Regions from separate parts of the Mus musculus genome. Here regions 2 and 3 are each linked to region 1. The links are chromatin loops, found by intact Hi-C in ENCODE. Cell type or tissue: gastrocnemius. All regions are shown on one strand.

Region 1 (8,000 bases):
TTCAACATCCTTAATCATCAGGGAAATGCAAATCAAAACAACCCTGAGATTCCACCTCACACCAGTGAGAATGGCTAAGATCAAAAATTCAGGTGACAGCAGATGCTGGCGAGGATGTGGAGAAAGAGGAACACTCCTCCATTGTTGGTGGAATTGCAGGCTTGTACAACCACTCTGGAAATCAGTCTGGCGGTTCCTCAGAAAATTGGACATAGTACTACCGGAGGATCCAGCAATACCTCTCCTGGGCATATATCCAGAAGAAGCCCCAACTGGTAAGAAGGACACATGCTCCACTATGTTCATAGCAGCCTTATTTATAATAGCCAGAAACTGGAAAGAACCCAGATGCCCCTCAACAGAGGAATGGATACAGAAAATGTGGTACATCTACACAATGGAGTACTACTCAGCTATTAAAAAGAATGAATTTATGAAATTCCTAGCCAAATGGATGGACCTGGAGAGCATCATCCTGAGTGAGGTAACACAATCACAAAGGAACTCACACAATATGTACTCACTGATAAGTGGATACTAGCCCAAAACCTAGGATACCCACGATATAAGATACAATTTCCTAAACACATGAAACTCAAGAAAAATGAAGACTGAAGTGTGGACACTATGCCCCTCCTTAGAAGTGGGAACAAAACACCCATGGAAGGAGTTACAGAAACAAAGTTTGGAGCTGAGATGAAAGGATGGACCATGCAGAGACTGCCTTATCCAGGGATCCACCCCATAATAAGCATCCAAACGCTGACACCATTGCATACACTAGCAAGATTTTATCGAAAGGACCCAGATGTAGCTGTCTCTTGTGAGACTATGCCGGGGCCTAGCAAACACAGAAGTGGATGCCCACAGTCAGCTAATGGATGGATCACAGGGCTCCCAATGGAGGAGCTAGAGAAAGTACCCAAGGAGCTAAAGGGATCTTCAACCCTATAGGTGGAACAACATTATGAACTAACCAGTACCCCTGAGCTCTTGACTCTAGCTGCATATGTATCAAAAGATGGCCTAGTCGGCCATCACTGGAAAGAGAGGCCCATTGGACACGCAGACTTTGTGTGCCCCGGTACAGGGGAACACCAGGGCCAAAGGGGGGGAGTGGGTGGGTAGGGGAGTGGGGGTGGGTGGGTAAGGGGGACTTTTGGTATAGCATTGGAAATGTAAATGAGCTAAATACCTAATAAAAAATGGAAAAAAAAAAAAAAAAAAAAAAGTGTTGGTGGTGCACACCTGTAATCCCAGCACTCAGGAGGCAGAGGCAGGTGGGTCTCTGAGTTCCAGGCCAGCCTGGACTACAGAGCAGGTTCCAGGATAGCCAGGGCTACACAGAGAAAATCCTGTCTTAAAAAAAAAAAAAAAAAAAATCAAGCTAGTTTAGTAAGGGATTTACCCCTCAGTTTACCCAGCAAGCAACAGGGCATTCCTCCAGCTTAATCTATAATCTATTCATGTCAGGCCAGCTCACCTGTCTGACTCGGGCTCCTTGTCAAATATGAGTGACAGTTTCTCTGAAAGTGCTTCCTGCTCTCAGATCCCTGGCTCAGCTACTGGAAGAGACTCGGAGTTCTAAGATGTACTCCAAGCCCCGCTGGCTTGTTTGGCACATGCCATGAGAAAGCATGACGCCAGAATGGAGAGGATTGAGCCTAGCCTGAACTCACATGGCCTGTGGAAGAGTAGAGAGTTAGAGGGGTTTCCCAGGCCAATGTTCAGGGCGAGGTGTCCTCTGAGTCTGCAGCGGATCAGCCATGATGGTGAGGCATCTTACCCTCTTCTCCACGGACCCTCACCCAAACAAATGATAATGAGAAAAGCCTGCTCTTGGACCACACCTCGAGTAGGTGTCTCTCAAAGACAGCAAGCACTCGCAGAAGTAGCAACTAGCACCACTGCCAGAGCGGATGAATGTGGCCTGCTATTCACCTAAGCAGGTGCCCGTTTCTCATCAGAGTGAGCCCGAGTTCCCTGCACATGCGCCCCTCAACACATAAGGTGGCCTACACATTGTGTGAGGATGGTATCTCTCATCGCCAAATCACAGCCCAGGGCAGCTTAGCTGCCACCAACGACTGTGGGACCAGGAAGCGCTGGCCCAGCTCAAGGCTGCGACCACACAGCTTCACCAAGACCTGATCTGTGAAGCTCCTCTCTCCCCACCAGGGTTTCTTCTTCAGAGGCATGTGAGCCTGCAGGAGGGAAGTACAGCTGGGGCTCATTAATGGTAACCCCAGGTCCACTTGGAAGCACACAAGACTTCCTCTTTTGCCATTGGCTGAGCCAACAGGGCCATCTGGAGCACAGGGTCTGGCGTCAACACTTTATGGAAAGTTTGCCTAAACCCTCAGAATAAATGTTTTGCTCTCAATAAGCAACTCAAACTTTCTCACCCCGTGCATCTCAGCGTGGTTTCTAGGAGTGCGCTGTTTGGACTATGCTGCCCTTACAACGAGCTGTTGGTAAGAAGTAACTAAGGACCAATGGGTCCTTAGCTTTCCCAAGATTAGAAGAAAAAAAAAAAGATGAAAGGACGTTGACTAAAAGATGCAATCACAATTCACGAATATTCGGGTCTCATTACCACTTAGAGATCAGAAAAGTGAATTTCAGGGTCATCCCTGGTATCCAATGGGGATAGGGGTCGGGGTTCCAGGACCTGCAGCTGTTGCTGGCTTTGGATAAGGGATGGACCCTTCCACTCTATCATTTAAGCGCTGACTGTATTCAAAGCATCAATCCACATATTAAAGCATTGTATTCCCACAACCGAATGAACATTTTACACTTTACAGATAAAGAAACTGAGACAACAAGAACTCACAAACTACACCGAAGTAGTAGTGACGGGAGGGGTAGGGATTTGAATCCAGAGAATTCGTCTCCACCCTTCACGCTCTTGAGCAACATCCTGAGCTCCCGCCCTGTCCAGCTTTCCGAGACTAGCTGGACTTAGAATATGGAAACCAGAGCTGGTGCCGACAACCTGGGATAAATGGCAGGAAGCTCACAAACCAAAGGAAGCAGAATTCTACTCCCAGCCTCTTGGAGCGTGAAGCACCGGGCAGAACTCCGCGCTGCTTTCCTTACAACACAGACAGCAGGTCCTGGGCGCTTACCAGACATGCGCATTCTAGGCTTCGCACCAGACTCGTAGCTGAGGATGAGTTCCCAGGGATCCGAACTCAAGGGGAGCTAATGGCTTCATGGCTCCAGCACTGTCCCTTTGTGATGAACCTGCTCAAGAACATCTTTCGGGCCCTGGGAATTGACCAGTCTGTCCCACCTCTGTGCAAAGGGAAAACAGATACTCAAAAACCTACATGGCCCCTAATTCCTACCTACCCTACCTTAGCCCAAGTCCTCTTGTGTCCATCCTGGCCCTCCAAAGCACTATCTAGTGGTTTTTATGAGTTAACACACCATCTCTTCAGAAAACACCCAGGCACCGGTTACTCAGAGATGCAGTAGAAGGGTCCTCAGTGCCAAAAGGACCACTTAGCCCTTCCTCGCGGCTGATCGCACCATCTTCACACGTAACATAATCTACACTCCAAGTGTACTTCGCCACAAAACTCATTCAAGCCACCAGCAGGTATGGATTCAACCTCTTGACGTCACCAAGTTCTTTTTTATTAATTCTGCTTCTGCCATACTTCCTAGCCTCAGCCAACAACCAAGGGTGGCAAGCTCCCACCTGCCAGGCATAAACCTTCGTGGAAAGTAACTTTTCCTCTACCATCCTGTTGTTGGATGTTTGATTCTGAGAGCTGCAAGGTTGACGGCAGGAAGAAGGGAGTATGATAACCTGAGACCCTGAAACTGTTTTAGGCTGACTGGGGCATGTGGGGCTTGGATTCCCCAGGAACTTAAGCCTTAGATTTCTGAGACTCTAATGAGCTCTCAAGAGATACCTGTGCTGCTGGTCTGAGGACCATCCTTTGGAAGTTAGTGTAAGAATTCGGATGTAGAGGATCGCCTGGACTTGACATCGGAATTTTCCAGTTCGGTCAGATAAAAATACTCTGCCTTACCAGAGCAACTAAAGGGGGCAGAAGCCTCGGTTCCCATCCGTGGAACTGATATGTGTCTTTTCATTCTCATTCCCTGACTTGATTCCCGGTTCTTAACCTTTATACAGTTCCCGCAGCATCCTTGACAGAGCCACACGTCCAGTAAGTAATCAGTTCTTTTAAACAGACTGACACAGCAGAACTAAGTCCTACAGCAAAGAAATCTAGACTCCGGAGCACAGTGAAGCCCAGAAGCTGAAACCACCAGAAATCCCTGCAGAGGGGACCTGAGCAAATGAACACACCTCACCTCCCCGACTCTATCTTCTAAGCAGCATTTATTCAATGGCTAGCAAATCAAGGAGAAAATAAACACTATCAGTCAGACCACCAGTTATCAGCTCTTCCCTTGCCTGGCTAATCCAGGCTAATCGATTGTTTTGGTTTGGTTGTTGGGGATAGAGGGAGCAGAAGCATTGAGATTTTAAATATACAGTGTCTGCTGCCATCTTGTGGCAACTCGGGGCCAATGCACTTTGTAAAAAAGAATGCATCCCCGCAGTAATAGATTCCTAGATAGCCAATTAAAAAAAAAAAAATCTTAATCTGCCGTCTAAAGTCCCGAGACATGGCGATTACAGTCCCAAACAAAAGTCAGGTCAGGATGCACACATATCTCGATATTCAATAACTCAAGGTTGCATTGGTCCATTACGGACATCTCTACTTTGACCTCCTCTTCTGTGAAATGAAGGCTGAGGGTGCCATCTGTCTAGTGCTCCTGCGCGAACTCCAGGAGATAATACAGTCACTTCTTGTAATAACACCTGGTCCTTGGTAACGATCCCCAGACTCGAGCTCTGGTGGTGAAGATGACGGTGCTAAGCACAAATCAGCTGTCTCCGCTCCAGGCTCCACCCGACCAATCAGTACAGGATTCTTCTACGTCCAGTGCCCCAGAGATTCTGATTTTCTTGGAGGAGGAGGAGCTGCAGAAGCTGCTCGCTTAGAGGTCACTGTAAACCGCACGTTTTAAATTGTTTTAATTTTATTTTATTATTTTATTTGCATGGGTGTTTGTCTACAGGCTTGTCTGTGCAGTACTTAAATGTCTATGCCCCTGGTGTGCAGAAGAGGGCCCTGGAGTTACAGACCTTTGTGAGCTGTCATGTAGGTTTCTGGCCATCAAACCTGGGTCCTCTGGAAGAACAACCTAAACACTCAATAAGCCATCTTTCATCATCCCACATTCCTAAATCCCTAAATCCCACATTTTACGGTGAGTTGTCCTTTCTCATAAAATTAATTGCTGTGGACAGGGTATAGATAGAGGATGAGAAAAACCAATCAAACTGGCCCCGGATCCATTTGTGATGATCTGAGTGGAAAGACAAAATGGCAGAGTAACAAGTGATGTCTGAGATCCCGTCACTCGTGGATCTTAGCACGTGTAACGATTTTCTAAAAGTTCTCCATGCGGCCCTGAAGAAAGCCACCGAAGTCAAAGCCCACAGAAAAGCCGAGGGCTCATCGACAGGCTCGGTCTTGCAAGGTTTCCCTGTAATCACATGATCTTGGAATGGCTCAGAGGTCAGTGTTCCACAACACATACCCATATGTATAATGTATGTATTAACATGTCTAACTGTGTGATGTATGTAGCGTATGGACACATATATAAGAGGAAATGTTTAAGCACACATTACTATTATTTCTATTGGTTATGTGTTACTAAATTCTATTAAAATATAGAACGATTATTTATTGAATGTCCTAAAACTCCTTGGCCACTAAACACCTGGCATTTAACTTGACCACACTGTGGCACTGGGGTACATTAAGGAACAAGTCCCAAACATATTTCTTCAACAGAGGTAATCTCATTTGGCAACAATACTTGTTTTGTACTTTAGCTTACTCTCTGTGTTCAATTTAAAAACAATGTTTAATTGTTGAAGATATTCGTGGGCCAATGACCCACTAATTTAAATACATGTTCCAGACAATGCAACACCAGTGTCCCGGGAGACCTTTATCCCTCCTTGTACTGTCTACGTGGGGGAGTTTCTGAAGACACAGAAGCACAGTAGACAGGTTGTTGCTGGAGGGGCAGGAAGTGGGGAGATATCGGTCAAAGCACAAAGTTACCATTAGGCAGGAATGATAAATTCTAGAAGCTACCATTCACATACAGCTGGAAGGAAGGTGTGGTTATGTAATGGTTATGTGTTGGGAGGCGATTTTATGTGTTTTCATCGTTAAAAATCAATAACTCTGTGAGGAGATGGATTTGCTAACTCCCCCTATCTGTGGTGTAACAAAACATGATGGCTAGACCTTAAACTAATATACAGATAATTATAAAGGAGTGGGTAGACATTATGATGTAAAATTTGTATGTATAAATTTTACCCCAATCAAGCTGGTTGAGTCTTTTTAAGTTGATTGGAAATGGGCAATGTGTGATGAGCACAGCCGCTGCTACTGTGGTCTTTCCCTGCAAGAGTCCCAAGAACCACACAGAGGCTCTGCAAGCAACCTGCGCTAACGCTCCTCTGTTCTTCCCACAGGAGGATTACAACCAGCTGCGGCCACTCTCTTACCCCAACACAGATGTGTTTCTCATCTGCTTCTCTGTCGTAAACCCAGCCTCTTACCACAACGTTCAGGAGGAGTGGGTCCCGGAACTGAAGGACTGCATGCCTCATGTGCCTTATGTGCTCATCGGAACCCAGGTTGAAATGAGGGTGATGGAAGGGTGGGAGAGGGTGACCGAAGGTGTGAAAGAAAGGAGAACCCTGTATTCTATCAAACACCAGGACAGATGCTCAGACATATCGCATCGGTGAGGAGAAGTTCTGAAGGTGCGCAATTATATTTAATAGGAAGGAGAAAGTTTTGATCTGGCCTTTAAGATTATGCTCACAGCTTGTTTTCTAAATAACAAAATAATTATTTAACAGATACTCTTCCCAGCCCTGAATTGATTAATGAAACAAGAGCATCAATTGTACATACTCTCTGATCTTTTTTTTTTTTTTAAAGCTAAACACAATTGTTTCAATACAGCAAAATAGGTGTGTGGGTCCAAATGACCCTAGATTCAGACAGGGCATATCATGACAGGCCTCCCTGATGGCCCTGCTGGAGAAGAAAGGAACTCTCTGCTCGGAATTTCCATAGCTCCTTAGTCACCCAGGTATTAGGGATGTTAAAACACTCATATTTAAAAGCAACACGTATAAAGTGTCAAGGCCTTGAAAGCGTTTGGAAGCTGAGAAAGTTCCTCAGCTTGAATCTCCATCAATGAGCCTCTTGTCGGTTGAGGACTGTCTGAACTATTCGTTGTTCAAATGGCTTTAGTTCTTGGCTGTTTTAAAAATCTGCACTAGTGTTCTGATCTCAGGACCATACTATGGCTGCAGGGCTTTCTATCTGCTTCATACACTACTTTTGATTTCTTATTTTGAGTCCTATTTGACCAAGAGAAAAAAAAATTTTTTTTAAACCGTAAATGAAAGAAAGATGCTTTTTGAAAACAACATGGGCACATGGGAGTTATGTGTGTTCACTTAGATACAACATAGATCTCATTTATCTACACATCTGAGTACAAGTCACGTTTCCGCCCTGATAACTATTTGTTTAAATGAAGGTGGGTTCTTTTTTAACCTTCATTGCAAATATTAATACCTATCCATTACGAGAAAGCTAGATCACGCTGCCAAAATATGGAACTGGCCATTCAAAGCCCTCGCTGTGACTTGAGTCTGTTTAGACTAGTCACTAAGTAAAATGGTTAAGAAAAATAGAAAAACAAATGGCAACTTAAAACTATGACTTTGCATGGAGTCCTAGCGTGACCACACTGACTTCCCTCAGGAAGCAAGCCCTGTGGGCCCACATACACGGCAGTGTGTGACAGCAACTATAGCAAATAGTGGAGTGTCCAGTCTTTGAGCTGCTGCGCCCCTT
Region 2 (8,000 bases), 110 kb before region 1:
CATCATGACACACATGCACACATGTGTATATGCATACACACATAGATCTTATATACATAATCATAATCACTAAACATAAAGAGACACTACAAGACTATCACATTCAGTCAGTAATGTACTCCACAGATTGCTGTATTAGCTGAGAATACAGAGTCAAAAGTCTGCGCTTGAATTCCAGCCCTTCAGCTAGTAGTGTAAATAGCCCTGTGTGCATTCCATAAACTTCCCCGTAGTGAAAGTTCTGGAATTTTGGGTTCTTTAGAAAACACGGAAATATAGTAAGAATGTGTTTTTGTCTTAATCCCAGGTGTGGGTATGAGCAGTCCCAGGATATGAGGCTACTTGGGACCATCTGCAGCAGCTGACTATGATTTGCCTTGTGCTCTAGCAGAGGTGTGGTTTTGCCAGTTGTAGATACTTTCTGTGATTGTGTGAGGTTTGGAATTCTGGGAACTTTTCAGAGGGTATATAGGTGGTAGTTGGTTGTTCAGAGGGATCGGTTGTGGTTTGTTAGTCACTATATCAAAGAATAAACAAAAAGAGAGAACTTAGATTTGGGGATTTTCCTAATTCCTCTCTCTCCTCCATCCTTGTTTCTCTCCTATCTAGTGTTAGCAGGTGAAACTGGTCTGGGTGCGGTGATAAGGGATGGGGAACAATAGAACCCACAAAGTAGCAAAGACCAGCTAGACTTCCCTGTGACTGTTTCCTCATTATGAAGAAGAATGCACTACAGCATTGTCTCACAAGAGGCAGTGTGGTGAGGATGATGCAGTGTGTCTCAGTCTGAGTTCTCCCAAGAGCAGAGTTTGAGTCTAGACTTGGGTTCAGGGAGCTGGTTCAGGTGGGAGAGCAATGGAGTCAGGGAGAAATACCACACTGATGACTTTTGAACAATACCATGTTTGGGCCAGTAAATACTCTGGGTCACAGTGGCTCAGTTGCTCAAAGCAATTTCTGAGAAAGCTTGTAGAATGTCCCTTGAGGTTGTATCTTCTGACATGGGAAGTCAGAGTGTCCACTCCTAGCAATTTTAGCTCCCACCTTTAACAATAGACTTCGTGGTGCCTAAGTACCTTCCCAACTTCCCAGGAATCTTCAAGGCAGAAAAACTGAGACATGTCCTTGAAGGTGATCAGTGACAGTAAGCTTGGAGCTTTTCACCATGGCTAATGCACCAAGCAGAGTAGAGCTGGGCATACTGGCATGGACTCAGTTATCTGAAGTGGTGTGTGAAGCCCTGAGCACAGGATGTGAGGAAAGGCAGCTGATTAATACATTTTAATTAGTAGTAGTAGTATCAGAATCAGCACTGTGGTATGAGCTAGGCAAACTCCACTCATCTGCTAGGTCTTGAGTAGCACTGACACATACACACTGCAAAAAAAAGCACAAGACTCCAAAATTATTGTGCAAGAGTCTATTATAGAGCGCCATAACACAAATATTCAACAGGCAGGCTGGAATTTTTTAATGATGTTTTTATTTATTCTTTGAGAATTTTATACAATGTATTTTGATCATATTCATTCCCCCCTTAAACTCGCCACAGATCCTTCTCATCTCCCTAACCATCCAACTTAATGGCTGATAGATAGATAGATAGATAGATAGATAGATAGATAGATTCTTTTTTAAACCCATTGAGCCAGCTTATATTGGTCAACTACTATTGGGCATGAGACTTTCCCCAGAGTATGGTCAATATGCCAAGTATCCCACCACTGAAAAAAAAAACTGACTTTCCTTCTCCCAACAGCAATTGTGTGCCAATGAGACTTGAAGAAATACAACACTAATAGGTCTGCTAACATGGAAAGGAGGAGTTTCACTGAGCCTCACCTGTAAATAAAAAACTACGAGCAATTAAGGACTTCTGAAAGTGGGAGAAGTAGTCTTCCCTGGGGGGATGAGTCCCCTAATTGGTTATCCAATACAAAATGGTCATCCCTGAAATCAAATACATACAAGTAACACTAATCAGACCAAGCAGGCTCTTTTAACACACACACACACACACACACACACACACACACACACACACACATCAACTAAAGAAAAAGAGGCCATGATTTTGAGAGGGAGAAAGGTGAAAGGGGGTGCATGATATTAGAGGGGGAAAGAAAACAGGGGGTGAAACAATGTAATTATATTGTAACATTAAAATGTATTTTTTAAGTTTAAATTTCATTAACACCGAAACCCATAACTGGCTTGCACAGAATCAGAGACTTTGGAGTGATCAGCTATAACTGGAATGTCTATACACATCTTTCTTCTCAAGGCCTTGAGAGGAAGGAAAAGATGTAGACAGACATCCAGTTGTGGAAGAGGGGGTAGAAAGACTGTAAGAGCCAGAACTGGAGGATAACTCCAAGTGTGAAACAGCATCTTCTAGACACTACAGTACTGATACACATATCAATTCACAGAAAGAGTGAGAGCTCACACAGGACTGCACAGATTCAAACTAGACAAAGTCCTAGCATGGAGAAAGGAGACTAGGCACAAAGTTCCACTCCTAGCTCAGGCTTTGATGTACAACTCAGGAAAGTATAAGTTAGACATGCTCTTTCTACATTCATATTCATATGTTGACATGTGATCCTTGAGACAGACAAGATGAACAGTATCTTAGTCAGGATTTCTATTCCTGCATAAACATTATGACCAAGAAGCAAGTTGGGGAGGAAAGGATTTATTCAGCTTACACTTCCACATTGTTGTTCATCACCAAAGGAAGTCAGCACTGGAACTCAAACAGGTCAGGAAGCAGGGGCTGATGCAGAGGCCATGGAGGGATATCACTTACTAGCTTGCATCCCCTGGATTGCTTAGCTTGCTTTCGTACAGAACTCAGGACTACCAGCCCAGGGATGGCCTCACCCGCAATGGGCTGGGCCCTCCCCCATCAATCAATACTTTGAATGAGCATGGTGCACATATATTGCACACATATACAGCACGGACTCACATACAAAGAGTAAGCCTTGGATATCAATAGTGCTTAGTAACTGTAAAAGATAATGTTCTGGGAAGCAGAAAAGTACAATCTTACCAGGGAAGGAGGAGGCAGCAGGAGATGGTGGTGTCATGGAAACCAGAGGAGAAGGTTAGTCTATAAGAGGGAGTATTCAACACTGTCAAATGCTGCCGAGAACAACAGAAAAACAACTTGAAAAATGTTCGTTAAACACATTTTAAAGATGAAATTAATGGGATATGGATTCCAGGAATTTTTTAAATGCAATTTAAAGTTATCTGGAAACTAGAAACAGTCATAGCAATGTATAAAAATCAAGGCACTAATATAGCTCAACATGAGATTCTACTAAACGCCTTATGTGCCCAGAGCATCACAGAGACGGTGGAGCATTCTGTAAAGCTAATAATCACAAAAACTCTGACTCTTTCCTTGTATTTTGTGTTTTGAGAAGTGAGGTTATGATATGAACCTGGCATGTACAGAAGTATCCATGCCCCCACTCCATCTGTGTGTGTTCCCTGATCACAAGCATTCCCAAATCTCCTTTCCCCACCGAACAATGGAACTGTTGCAAGGCAGCCTAATTACTGAGATGCGGGATGGCTTTCCCAAATGTGCTCGGATGTGCCGTTCAGTCTAGGACTTGAGGGCCTCTTAAAACACCAGAAGCATGCTTGTTTTCTTACAGTAATAAGCAGTATGGTTTTAGCTCTGAGGTTGGAACCCAATGGCCACTAGGTGGAGAAAGACACCCAGTGACCCCTGCAACAAAAACATGAGTGCCCTGACTTCATGACTAACAATTCTCTAATGGATTCAGTGGTGAACACAAGGCACGTCCATGAGCAGTGATGGCAGCTACTCCATACATGTGGGTCGCTCCTCTTTTCCGTGGAATCTCCTTTCCAAGAGTGAGTTGTATGATCTTCTGGTCAGTATAACCTCAGCACTTGAACTAACAGGTCTTACGGCATGTCTCTGAGCCTTCAGTCTTTCAAACAGTCCCAGGAAACACAGCCTGGACTACATCTGGGCTATAGAGATTGTGCCCCTTCATCTTCTCTTCTATTCACTGTACCATCTTCAGATACCACCCTGAGCTTAAAAACTGTAAAGGACCAAGTTGCATCACCCATAAGTAGCTGTGTGTTTACTTGGAGCCTCAGGAAAGAGGGTCTTCAGAATCTAAAGGAATAAAACTTTAAGAATGAAATTTGAAAACAAGAGCCAACACACTCCCAGCACATCCTGAGACTTCATTATTCACACAGATAATAAAGAGAAATCTATTCCTCCAGCCAGAAAGTCCTTACATTCAAGAAAACTAAATCCCTCGGCTTCTTCATCTCCCAGCTTTCAGCCAGAGCACACTCCAGCACTCTGCTTCTGTTGCATCTCTTCCTTGGACTTCATGTGTCCCTTAGTTTTAATATTTACATTAAATAAAGTGATAAACTTCTATCTCCTCATTTCTCATCTAAAAACTCAGGCACACCCAGATTTGTGAATTCTTTATTGGAAACTTCTTTATTCCCACTTTCTGGCTCATCCACACTGGCAGAAAGGAAAACTGAGAAGAGTTGTAATTGCATTTTATAAATGCAATTACCTTTACTGCCCTAGAATATTCCAGCATATCATCTTCATTTGTGTGTGTGTGTGTGTGTGTGTGTGTGTGTGTGTGTGAATGAAAGTATAATTGTGGTCTATGGGATTAGGAATGGGAAAACATGGAGGCCAATGAGAGAATAAATGAAGTGCAGTCTAGATGGAAATACTGAGTGGGTCTGTGCAGTGGCAAGCCCTGCTAGTCCCTCCTCCCCAGAGCTTCCTTTCTAACCTTGCAGGGGAGGTGCAGTTTTTAGTTGCTTCCCTATTCATTTCCAGTAGGTGGTTCTCCTGGTATTCAATCCTGGGAGGATGCAAATAGATCCAAAGGGAAACTACTCATCTTGATTATTCTAAGTCATCCTAATTAACTTAGTTGGCATCTGGAGAAGAAATCGTCTACTTAGCTCTTATTTTGATCTTCACGAAAGCTTCATGGCACATAAAGGATTTAGAGTGGAGATGTTAGGCACAACCTAATCCCTGCCCTTTGGCCGAAGGATGGGGCACTGAAGCCTGGGGAAGCAGCATGCCTTCATTTAATCTCCTAACATTGGTGACAGGTTCAAGCACATGCCCTAGGCTACATCTATTCTGTATCACAATGCTTGTACAATGTTGATCCCCCCCCCCCTCTTCTTGCTATAGAATAAGTCAGGGATTATTAAGTCAGAGGCTAGGAGAGCTTTTAATAATGGGAGTTCAAAATTTAGATGTTTCATCCTCAAAATGAGGTTAGACCTTTAATTACATAAAGACATGAACAGGACAAATACCACACAACTTTGAACCTGGTTCCCTTCCAGACCACCCTGCAGGGTACCAAGATCTTATGAATAATGCAATCCTGAAGTATGATATCTTCCGTGTGAGTGCATATACTACCCCATCCATTTGTTGCATGATATTGTTGAGCCAGGAAACGTTTGTGAACCCCAAAAGACCACCAAGGAGCCGATTCCAATGTAATCGCATTAGGGTCTCTTTGTTACAAGCTTGAACTTGGGCTCTCCACCAACCCCGACATAGCAGGACTGTAAAGTGGAGCAGCCCTCAGCCCTCATCAGGATAAGGTTTTATAGGAATAGCAAGCAAGCAATGGGGGTTTAAGCCAACAGGTGGGTGCTTTGAAGCAAAACCATGAACATTCACAAATGGTCTGGAAGTACATCTGAAACAATTAGACTAATATTTGATTGACTGTTGCTATGAAGTAGCTAGGGAGTAACTCTGGGGTATGGGCCAAGGACAAGCTATGGGGTCCTTCCTGGTACTTGGGTGCAGCTTGGGTTCAGCTGCAGGTCAAATTCTCAGGCTCTTTTTCTTTTAAGATGGAGGGTGGTCCCAAGATAGAGTAGGTTTGGCCTCTATTTTACTATGAAGTAAATGAGATACATGTGTTAGTATTTCATTCTTATTTATAACAGAAAGTTCAAAAATAAAAGTATTTTGACATCTTTGGAGAAAGTACTGGTTAAAAAAAATACCAAGTTGTTATGGAAAACAGGGAAATCCTCTAATTAAACACATGGACACTATTTATTCTTCTCTTCTGCTAGGAGTTTTATAATAGCTTCCCATGCAATTTTACATGGTCTGCACTCCTCTTGCTGGCCTACAGAATATGTGGCATTGTCACAGCAAGGCACAAATGAAGAAAGTGACACTTAGGATAAGTGTGTACACGTGTACAACTAGTAACTGGCTGAACCAGAGCTTGAGAGAACATAGCCCTGGCTGGCATCAAAGCCACATTCCAATCAGTCTGGATCACCATCTCTAGGGTTAACCTCCACCGAGAACCCCTAGTACTTCAGAAAACTCAGCAGCAGGTCTTTCCTTCTCATCTAGCAGGCTGTCCATCACCCAGTTTGAGTTCTTTCTCTGGACACCTCCCCTCTGTGTTCTAAAGCACAGAGGAAGTGAGGCACCCAGACTGTCCCAGACTGGGGAGTGTTTACATAAGGTCAGGATGTGGGCGTTACTCTCAAAGCTTTATGTCAGTTAGAATCAACCCTAACTAGACTTGCCAAGTGACCTACATCCTTTCACCCAGCTTGGTGCCAGACTCACTTCTACCACTAGCCATATTTTATCCTTTTTTAAAAATATTGTAACCTATTCAATAGTATCATTGCAGCTTTTCTGCTCATGTCAAATAATAAACAAATCCCACTCTATCTGCACAGATCCCAAAGAACAAGGTTTTGTCTAGCATTTTTCTCAGAGCCTATGATATACCCAACCACAGCAAAGACTAACCATACATGAGCTGCCAACCCGAAACCAGGCAGGGGAAAGAGAGAGAATTGAATGAGTCTCTGGGAGTTTTTGCTTTCCCTAAGCCTCTTAAAGCTGCTACTTGCCCTAATTCCTGTAGACAGGAGGGTGGCCATTAATGGCCAAATATACTCTCTGCTGACTGGCCTCTGTCTCCATTCCCGCAGAGGACTCATGAATTGGGCAGAGCTTCAGCAGAGTTTCAGACACGACTCATGTCATAAGGAGACACTTCTAAGACAGTTTCCACTGTGGCATGAAGGGTTGTTCACATAGGCCAGCCCTTCCAGGAGAAAACTGTTACATCTTGGAATACAGACATGTGTGTTCTTCTTCCTTACAGCAGAACAAAATGACCCAGAAGCAACCAAATGTAGATTCAGACCCGCCCAATGGACAGGCCCCTAGAAGTTCAGCCAGAGAGTCAGAATAGAGTGTCAGAGGATTTAAGAGAACAAAGAATGGAAGTGGTCCGGGTAAGTCATCAGCTTCAGGAACTCAGCACACTGGGGCAGGCAACACAGTAAAAGAGCCAAGTAGAAAGGAACCTTCAGGAAAAAAAAAAAACACACCAGCAGGTTCATAGAATAGGAACATACTGGAGTCCCCAGCATTCCCAGGGGCAGACTGAGACATGTCCCAGCTTATGATATAGGCAAAGTAGATCTCAATCTAGCCAAGGAAACATGACACATATTTGTTATGTGAGTCCGTGTGGAAGGCCTAGACCTCGGGACAAAACCTCTTGGTCCAAATGGAGATACAATCCAGCATCAGGCCTGGTGCTCTGAGCCTGGGGCAGAGTCCTGCCAGCTGTTTGTTTACAGTCAGAATGGATGTGACTTACAATGTGGGGCCCAACATCTGAGAAGACAGTGATTCCAGGTCACAAGAACTAAAACGGAGTCAGGCAGAATCCATGCAACACTTTTGCTCTCCAGTAAAAGGTGCCCTACCCCATGCAGGTACAGAATATCCTGCAGGCACAGGAGGTGACAAGTAGCCAGTATTAGGTTACAGACCCTCCTCCTCTTCCCACAAGCCAGGCCATGTCTCCTGCAGCCTGTCTTCCCCTGCCCATTTGTAGCTACAGCCTGCATCCCCCACTCACTTCATCGAGATTCAT
Region 3 (8,000 bases), 220 kb before region 1:
CCAGATCCTCTGGAACTAGAGTTACAGACAGTTGTAAGCTGCCATGTGGATGCTGGGAATTGAACTTGGGCCCTCTGGAAGAGTGACCACTGCTGAGCCATCTCCCCAGCCCCTGCATATCAGTTATTTATATATGGATTATAACAGTAGCAAAATTACAGTTATGAAGTAGCAACAAAAATAATTTTCTTGTTATGGGGTCACCACAACATGAGGAACTGTACTAAAGGATTGTAGCATTAGGAAGGTTGAGAATCAGCGAGCTGGATGTCTAAGGAAAGACTGTTATCTACAAGTTAAACTTATTTTCCTCCCTGGGACATTTCACAGGGCAGGTTACAGAGAGATGGTAGTTCCTGGTGTGTGATCTGTCTCTACAGAGTGTCCAGGTACTAGGGTAATCCAAGCTGACATGTACTTTACTCTAAGCAATACGTTGTTGTCTGGAGGTTGCAAGGTGGTGTTCCAGTGTCTTCTTTGTTCATTTGTCTGTTGGGTTTTGTCTACACATTAGGAAACTCTTGATCAATTAAGTCCAGTGCTTTAAAGCTCAGTTAATGACTTTAGAGGCTTCCAGCTATTTAATATTTTGCCCTCATTTGGGTCACAAAAGGGTAGAAAAATCTCCCAAATCTTACCTTATCATATATATATGAAAAGCAAGTCTGTATTAAGCCCTGTCTTTGAGGCACAATGTAATATCTGGGACCTATGTTTCTCCCCACCCCCCATCTCCTCAGTAGCCCTTCCAGGCCCAAGTTAAAACTCTGAAAAGCTTTGATGTAGCAGTACAAAGTGAGGCCAGGGAATGATGGAGAGATGGCAGTCAGGGGAGAAGGTTCGAAGCCTTGGAAATACCTACCCAGCAGAGTTTCATAAAATTACCAGCTACCCTGAAGACAGTTCTCTCAGCTGACCCAGGTTGTTTTGGGTATGGATGAGAGAGTCTCCCTAATTTTGGCCCTCACTCCTGGAAGCCTTATTTCTGAGCTCAGCTAAGGAGGTATTTTATTCCTATACGTTGAGTACATAGGAAGTTAGCTATGGTCTGAGTCTGCTTATGAGGCCCCTAAGTTCAAGCACTGTGTACACAGCATCTTTAGAAGCAACAAAAGAAATGGAGGGGCAAAATTCTTATCCTTCAGCTTTATCATGTTCTTGGGGGGGGGGGTTAAAACTAGCATTGCAATGAGTGGGAAGTCAAATACAAACCTAAGATTTCTAGACAGAAGGACAAAAGTGTGTAAGCGGTCTTAGACTGCCGTAATGAAATGCCACAGAAAATTGATGGATTTGACATGAAACATAAACATGTGGCCAAGTCTGACCACAGTTTAGATGACATGTGAGAAGAACAAGGAGAGAAACTCCAGATGCCACAGCCCACACAAGACAAAGAAGACAGAAGCCAAACCCTGACTTCAGCCTTTTCTGGAAAGTGGGATGGGGATGAGCAAAGGAGCAATAGGGAGAGGAACATAATCCGCTAAGGACCAGGAAGGAGAAGAAAAGATGAGGGGATGGAGACAGGGTCTAATAAAGGGGAGAGAGAGAAAAATGTAAAGTCGTGAAAGGAACATGTGAAGAGGATGAGATGAGGAGATGCTGTCTGAAGTCTCACAAAACCTTAACCATCCAGAGGAAAGCACTTTGATGAGAGGAATGCTCAGGAGCTGGAAATTCTCTGATGCAAAGAGATTTAGAAAGAGATGGCAAAGCAAAATTGAAGACATCAACCATAGCTGGGGTGTCCGAAGATTTAAACAACTAATAACTGGCAGCACCAAAACACACATTTCCAAGGGCTCAATGCTGTCCTTACACATATTTAACCATCATCCTAACTATGTAAACCAGGTCCTGTTGTTTGTTACCTGTGAGGATCCAAGGTGTAGGTAAGGCAATGATGTTGTAACAACATGCACATAAAGAAAGATGCCACCATGGCATTGTTCTGCATCACTTTCTAGCACATAGTAGATATTCAGTAAGATTCTGTTGTATCATTGAGTAATTCACCATAAATTGCATGAAGGTTGAGAAGAGAAGTAGTCACCATCTTTAGGAATTTGTCCTCAGACTGTCTAGTCTCCAGTGCAGAGCCCCACTATCCTTACAATGTCATAAGGTACACAAAAAATGAGTTCTTTGTTCTTTAATCTATTCCCCAAATTAAAGGAATTGCATAGACAGGAAGGACTAGGAAAAAGGATACCTTTTCCCTATGATGCAAGTCAGTTGATCAATATTTAGTTACATCTGGCTATCAGCAATTGGCTTGCTGGACTGTAAGCTTCTTTGACCATCAGAAAAACTCTGTTAAACAATCAAGGACTGATTTCCAAAGACAAAACTTATTTCCAAAGATCAATAAGTTCTAGCTACAAAGTTGTTGAAAATAATTTAATTAGAATATGAATGTTGATAAGCACTTCTTAAAATATCAATTAGCCCAGCATTTTAGCCCCTGGATATTAAAATGAAAATGATAGAGAATGTTTCATTTGCACAACAATTTGGACTAGGATACAAGCATGCTCTCATGGGCCCTGCTGATTCGTCCTATGCTATATGATTTCCATCTTCAGATACACAGTGAGTAAATGAACATCTCCAGCTGCATAATCACTTAGTCAGTTCCCTTCACGGACATAGTCAGAACTGTTTGGAAGAATCAGTCATGAGCTTGGTTACTTTAGGAGCCAAAATCAAATTGCACTAACTCCACCAGCCTTTTCTGTGTACTGCATGGGGGGGGAGGGGGTGATGGGACAGAGATCGGGCACAGGGGTGACCTGTGTCCTTGAAGAGTTGCCATCATGTCCCAGCAGTTAATGACCCTATATATCCAGCATTCTAACTAGAAATTTCTAGGAGTCTGCTTCGAAGTTCAGATCTCAAAAAGCTTACTTCTCAAAATTCATAGGACTTTCATTATATTTAATAGTGGCATTTCTCTGATTGAATCAGAGCCCCTAAAAAGGACAAAAAACCATTTTTAGTAAAATTTCAAATTGCTTTTAAACCATTTCTTCATTTCTATGATATTTTGCCCATTTTTTTAGTTTCCATATGAAAACTTACTATATTACAAAGGTATTGCCTACACTTCAGACAAATGTATCACTGCAAATGTTAGGTCTGAGTACCCACGTGTAGCCAAATGCTAAGGCAATGTCTAACATACTAACTAATTGTGATAATAATCATAGCAGCCTTAACTTGATGAAATATTCTAGGTCTGGCCTCTTACACCACTGGTAGTGCATCCTTATGACCAGGAAACTGAACCTCTCAGAGTAATACATTTCTAATCATGCCTCTCGGAGTTTAACAACCTGGGGAACTTTGGAGATAATTTGTTTTAGCTTTGAACTTTATTTTCAAATTTTGGGAAACATCAAAAGGCTAGAATTACACATAGGCTATGGAAATAACTATAAATCTGTGTTCTCTCTTTCAATGAAAGTGCAGTTATGAACTGACTCTACTTCAAGTCTAGTATAAATTATACAAAAACATCTGTTTAGGGAAAATTCTTCTGAAATAGTAAATATGTAGCCATCTCCCTGGGATTAAACCATTATACACATGGAACTTTGCTGGAAACTTTGTATTTCACATATATTGCCATTATACCAAAAATGTGTGCTATAATTAAATTTTCATTTCAAATTATAAATTCCCTATTAGTCTAAACAACATGTTATGAATGTCACATTATAATTATTCATGATGTGTGATTAGCCAATGTAACATGTTAATATTTACTATTTTATTGCTATATTTGTTTAGCCTTAAAACAATTGCCACCAATTTAAATAAACTTGTAATAATTAAAATAAATAAGTACCTTGTTTCACTGAACTTTCTTATTTGTCCTATGTTTTATGTATTTCCTTTTATCCACAAACACTACATAGGTTCTCCTCCACCCCTGTCATAGTTGTAGGGGTTTAGGAGAAGAGAGAGAAAAGGAAAGATGCTGGCTAATCACTAATTGTGGCGGAACCTACAGTGACCTCTTGTGGTAAATGGTAACCACAGAAGCTTGGTGGCCACACAACCTCGCCTAGGCTCACTCTGGGGAGTGTGAGCCACAGCTCCTTCATGAGAGCATTACAATGAAAGCTCAAGATGACTGTTGGCTGAATATTAAAGCTTCAGAGTGGAAATCCACTCAGTCATTACCAACTACCATTGCCTTCTACTAAAAATATAATGGATTATTTTTTAGAAGAATGTCTGAAAGAGGGTTAAGTAAATGGATTTCTTATACATTCTACTTCTGAAATCCAGCAAAACATAGGCACTAGAGAAGGCGAGAGCATGCAGGGAGCAGGAGCATGCAGGGGGAGCAGGAGCATGCAGGGGGAGCAGGAGCATGCAGGGGGAGCAGGAGCATGCAGGGAGCAGGAGCATGCAGGGGGAGCAGGAGCATGAGGGGGAGCATGCAGGGGAGCAGGAGCATGCAGGGGGAGCAGGAGCATGCAGGGGGAGCAGGAGCATGCAGGGGGAGCAGGAGCATGCAGGGGAGCAGGAGCATACAGGAGAGCATGCAAGGGAGTAGGCAGGGGAGCATGCGGGGGGAGCAGCCCTTAGCCAGCAGTGCACACGCTCATTATGTAATGTGGTGCAGGCTCAGAAGTGAAATGATGTTCTTGGTTATTCGTCAATATAATTTAGGAAGTGGTCAGTATAATTTCAACCTCTTCGATATTTTAAACATTTAAGTGGTGCATTATAAGACTTGGGTAAACCAATGCTTCAAAACCAATATGTGGTTTTATCAATATTTCCTGAACAGTGTCTTAACTGTAACAGAAAGCCATTCAAGAAAAAATATATATGTATATATCAATAACTTTTTAACATCACCAACAAAAACCATTTGCCTACCACTGTTCCCTTCAGGTTGGGTCATGATTAAACTGGTTTTCCTGTTTTGTTTTGATACCAAACCACTCTTTCTTCTCCTGGGGGGTTCTGTTAATACCACCTTGTCTCTAAATGTCAGGTACAGCCTGAAAACAATTTTGGAATCATTTTACAAGGAAGAGGTGACAGAGTAAAGAAAGTGCCTGTGCAGCCTGCTGTCTCTAGAAAAAAAATGGAAGATTGAAGCTCCTGAGGACCTCTTGAAAGACCAGCTGCTCCTAAAGCACTCTCCTCTCTGTTTTCTTCTCCCTTAGTCCTGCTCCTCCTAAGAGAAAAACAACACTTCTGGATTTTCATAAAAGAGAGAATTCCTTAATTTTTGATAGTACTTTAATATTAGTGGATAACCTCACATCAAAAAATATTATTTGAATTTACAATTTTTCAAAAACAGCAATGTAATTTACCATCACTCAAACTAGCCATAGCTAGATACTCATTAGGAATTCAGGAAGAACGCACGGGTAAGATATGCTGCCCGTGAGAATGGGAACATTGAGCGTTTTAACATGTCTTGTCTTTTGAAACTAGTATTCCATCTAAAAGTCTCTTGGGTATTTAACTCTACCTGTGATTTTACAACTCTTTAGTAAACAACCTAGTGTTTACTAAAAAAAATAGCTTGCATGAACACTGACCATATAAAGATGGCAGAGCTCCTGACAATTTTTCCTGACACAGATTTGGTCCATAGCTACTCAGGAAAGGAGTCAATAATGGCGCTGTTCGGGTGTCATGAACTTAACCACAGTTATCAAGCCCTCCCTTCTTCATAGCTTATTTTGATCCAAATAGCCAAATATACAGTTAAACGTCACTATAGTTAACAATCCGATAGTTCAGACCAATTAGTAGGACTGTTTCTAACGCAAAGCAATGATAATTGCTCAAGGAGGTAGATATGCCATTTTCTCTGAGTATCCTACATTGAACCCGAGTATTGAAATGCTACACCACAGTCTATAAATATGTCAATCAAAATCAAAAATCTATTTTTAATGCTTACCTAAACATTCCTGTTGTCTTTATAATTTGACCTTTACAAATTCTTGCAAAAATAGTAAGCTCTCTGTGTTTTCAAGTTAAGGATTATCATGTTCCTTTTATTTGTTTTATCAAGTCTTTAATCTTAAATTTTAAGGGGAGAATTCCTTGCTTCTCCTATTTTGAGAGTTGGCAAAAAAAAAATTTTATGTATCCACCCTATACAATGGCTCACATTGCGTTCTTTTATAGACATAGTCACCACTAACAACTTGAATTCTGGTCTTTAGGAGGAGAAAGCAGAGTAAAACAGCAGTAGAGAGGCCATCATGGTGGCACTGTCCCCCAAGACACTACAGATGAGGGCTTCGGAGTTTGATTATAAAATTCTGAGCTTTAAAAACTCCGTGCCAATATGACATTTCCCTTGTTCATTTGGTCTGCATTTCCAAAAAGTTGTCTGGTAGAATCCTAGCTGCTGGGGCTCTCATGGACAAAAACAAATGTTTATGTCTCTCTCCCTCTCTCTCTCTCTCTCTCTCTCTCTCCCTCCCTCCCTCCCTCCCCCTCTCTCTCTCTCTCTCCTTCCTCTCTCTCCCTCTCTCTCATGTGTGTACCTGTGTCTTTGTGTGTACATGTGTCTCAGTACCTATGTGTGACTGTGTGTCTCTGTCTCTGTGTGTGTGTGTGGTTTTGGTTTTCTCACCATCTCTCTGTCAGTCTGTGTGAATTATGCACTTTTTTTGCCTGCCCCATGTCCATCTCTATGTCTGGGTGGATGTCTGTCCACTTGTTTGTCTGTAGTCTTTCATGTCATCTCTTCCTCTTTCTACACGTGTGTTTATCTGACTCTATACAAGATTTGATCTTTTCAAAAGAAAACGGTCTTGTCTGAGTGAGGAAGCTCATCACTATAAAATGCAGCCTCTGTTTCTGAGTTCTTACATCACCTGGGAAGGCTGCCTCCTTGACTCCCTCAGCTAGAGCTCTGCCAGCAGTGCATTCCCAATGTTCTTAAGTTGGCGAATGATTAAATCTCCAGTGTGACAAACCTGATCCATCTCTGAGAATCCTAGAGGGAATTTTATCTGTTGCTCATAATTAAACAATCTCTTAGGATGAGTTTTTCAATTTCTCTGCCAAATTGGGGAGAAATGACAACTGGAAGGCCCTTCCCCCATAAACGGATAGACCAATCACATACTGCAGTTCTCAATTCAGGTACTTGCTGAGGCCTTCCGGTCCTTACTACATATAGATGTGCATAACTCTCAAGTCTCTATCACATGCCCAACAAAATCCCAAGGTTTTACGTCCGACAACTATTCAAAGTTGGGCATAGACAATGAAAGGTGGGATCCCTAAGTGTCAACGCAGGTAAATCTCACTCATACTTGCCGTTAACCAGGGAAAGAAGCACTAAATTAATGAAAGCATTCTAATCCCAGAGTGTAAATAAGATAAAAATATTCATATGTTGTATGGTAGATATAAAGTGGAGATGAAGGGAGGAGACAGATCTGAGCCACATGACGTAAATCATCATTTCATGTCACATTTTACAGAAACGTATTCTATGACCATCTCATCTCTGGTCCAACCTGAGAAAGTTTGGACTGATACTGCTACAAATGATAAACTTCAATCCTGGACTTCTCATTGTGTCTCTCTTCACCTCAGAGGGTGGCAGGGAGTCTATGGGTCTGGTATTCTAAGGTCTTCCTCAGAAACTGCTCTCAAAAAACAAAAAGCGTGAAGTAGAATAACTCAAGAAGATGGGAAATTTGCAAGAAAATCGCCATAAGTCTGTAAATAACTGATTCTAGTAACCTTTAAATTCCACGCAGCAATTGATAGTCTTAAAAGTAATGTTCCCTGTATTCTAGATTTCTATAAGATATTCATAAGACAATGGGTTAATATAGAAGTTTCATGCCATTATGAACTTCTATCTTAATTTATATTGTTCTAAAACCTGAAAGTGCATATGAACCTCACACTAGCGTAGCTAAAAATAATACAGGGATTAAAATGACTGTGCAGTACTATAAGCTATTTTTTTAAATCCAAATGTATCA

What was found. Hi-C counts contacts between places; a loop is a spot of excess contacts. Peaks named below come from ENCODE experiments on the same cell type or tissue, not always from the same donor. Only the 100,000 strongest peaks of a DNase experiment are listed, where the experiment ranks them.
Region 2: a loop joins it to region 1, with 6 times the contacts of the local background. A loop is called at or near these places in 17 of 42 quality-filtered maps.
Region 3: a loop joins it to region 1, with 5 times the contacts of the local background. A loop is called at or near these places in 10 of 42 quality-filtered maps.

Annotation. Positions count from the first base shown.
Region 1 is chr12:75,385,084-75,393,083 of GRCm38, forward strand. It overlaps Rhoj (ras homolog family member J), which reads left to right. Exons shown (of 5, transcript NM_023275.2): 3 at 6,596-6,760. Among named protein-coding and RNA genes, the nearest start is that of Gm34613, 27 kb to the right of the region's middle. In gastrocnemius, a CTCF peak has its summit at 4,541 (motif pointing left); DNase peaks (open chromatin) are centred at 1,671, 1,977, 2,240, 4,545 and 1 more place; H3K4me3 peaks cover 285 bases; H3K27ac peaks cover 3,028 bases.
Region 2 is chr12:75,276,938-75,284,937 of GRCm38, forward strand. No RefSeq gene overlaps it. Among named protein-coding and RNA genes, the nearest start is that of Rhoj, 27 kb to the right of the region's middle. In gastrocnemius, a CTCF peak has its summit at 3,722 (motif pointing right); a DNase peak (open chromatin) is centred at 3,712; H3K27ac peaks cover 2,691 bases.
Region 3 is chr12:75,167,141-75,175,140 of GRCm38, forward strand. All of the region lies in intron 1 of Kcnh5 (potassium voltage-gated channel, subfamily H (eag-related), member 5), which reads right to left. Among named protein-coding and RNA genes, the nearest start is that of Kcnh5, 6.2 kb to the right of the region's middle. In gastrocnemius, a CTCF peak has its summit at 4,032 (motif pointing left); a DNase peak (open chromatin) is centred at 4,037.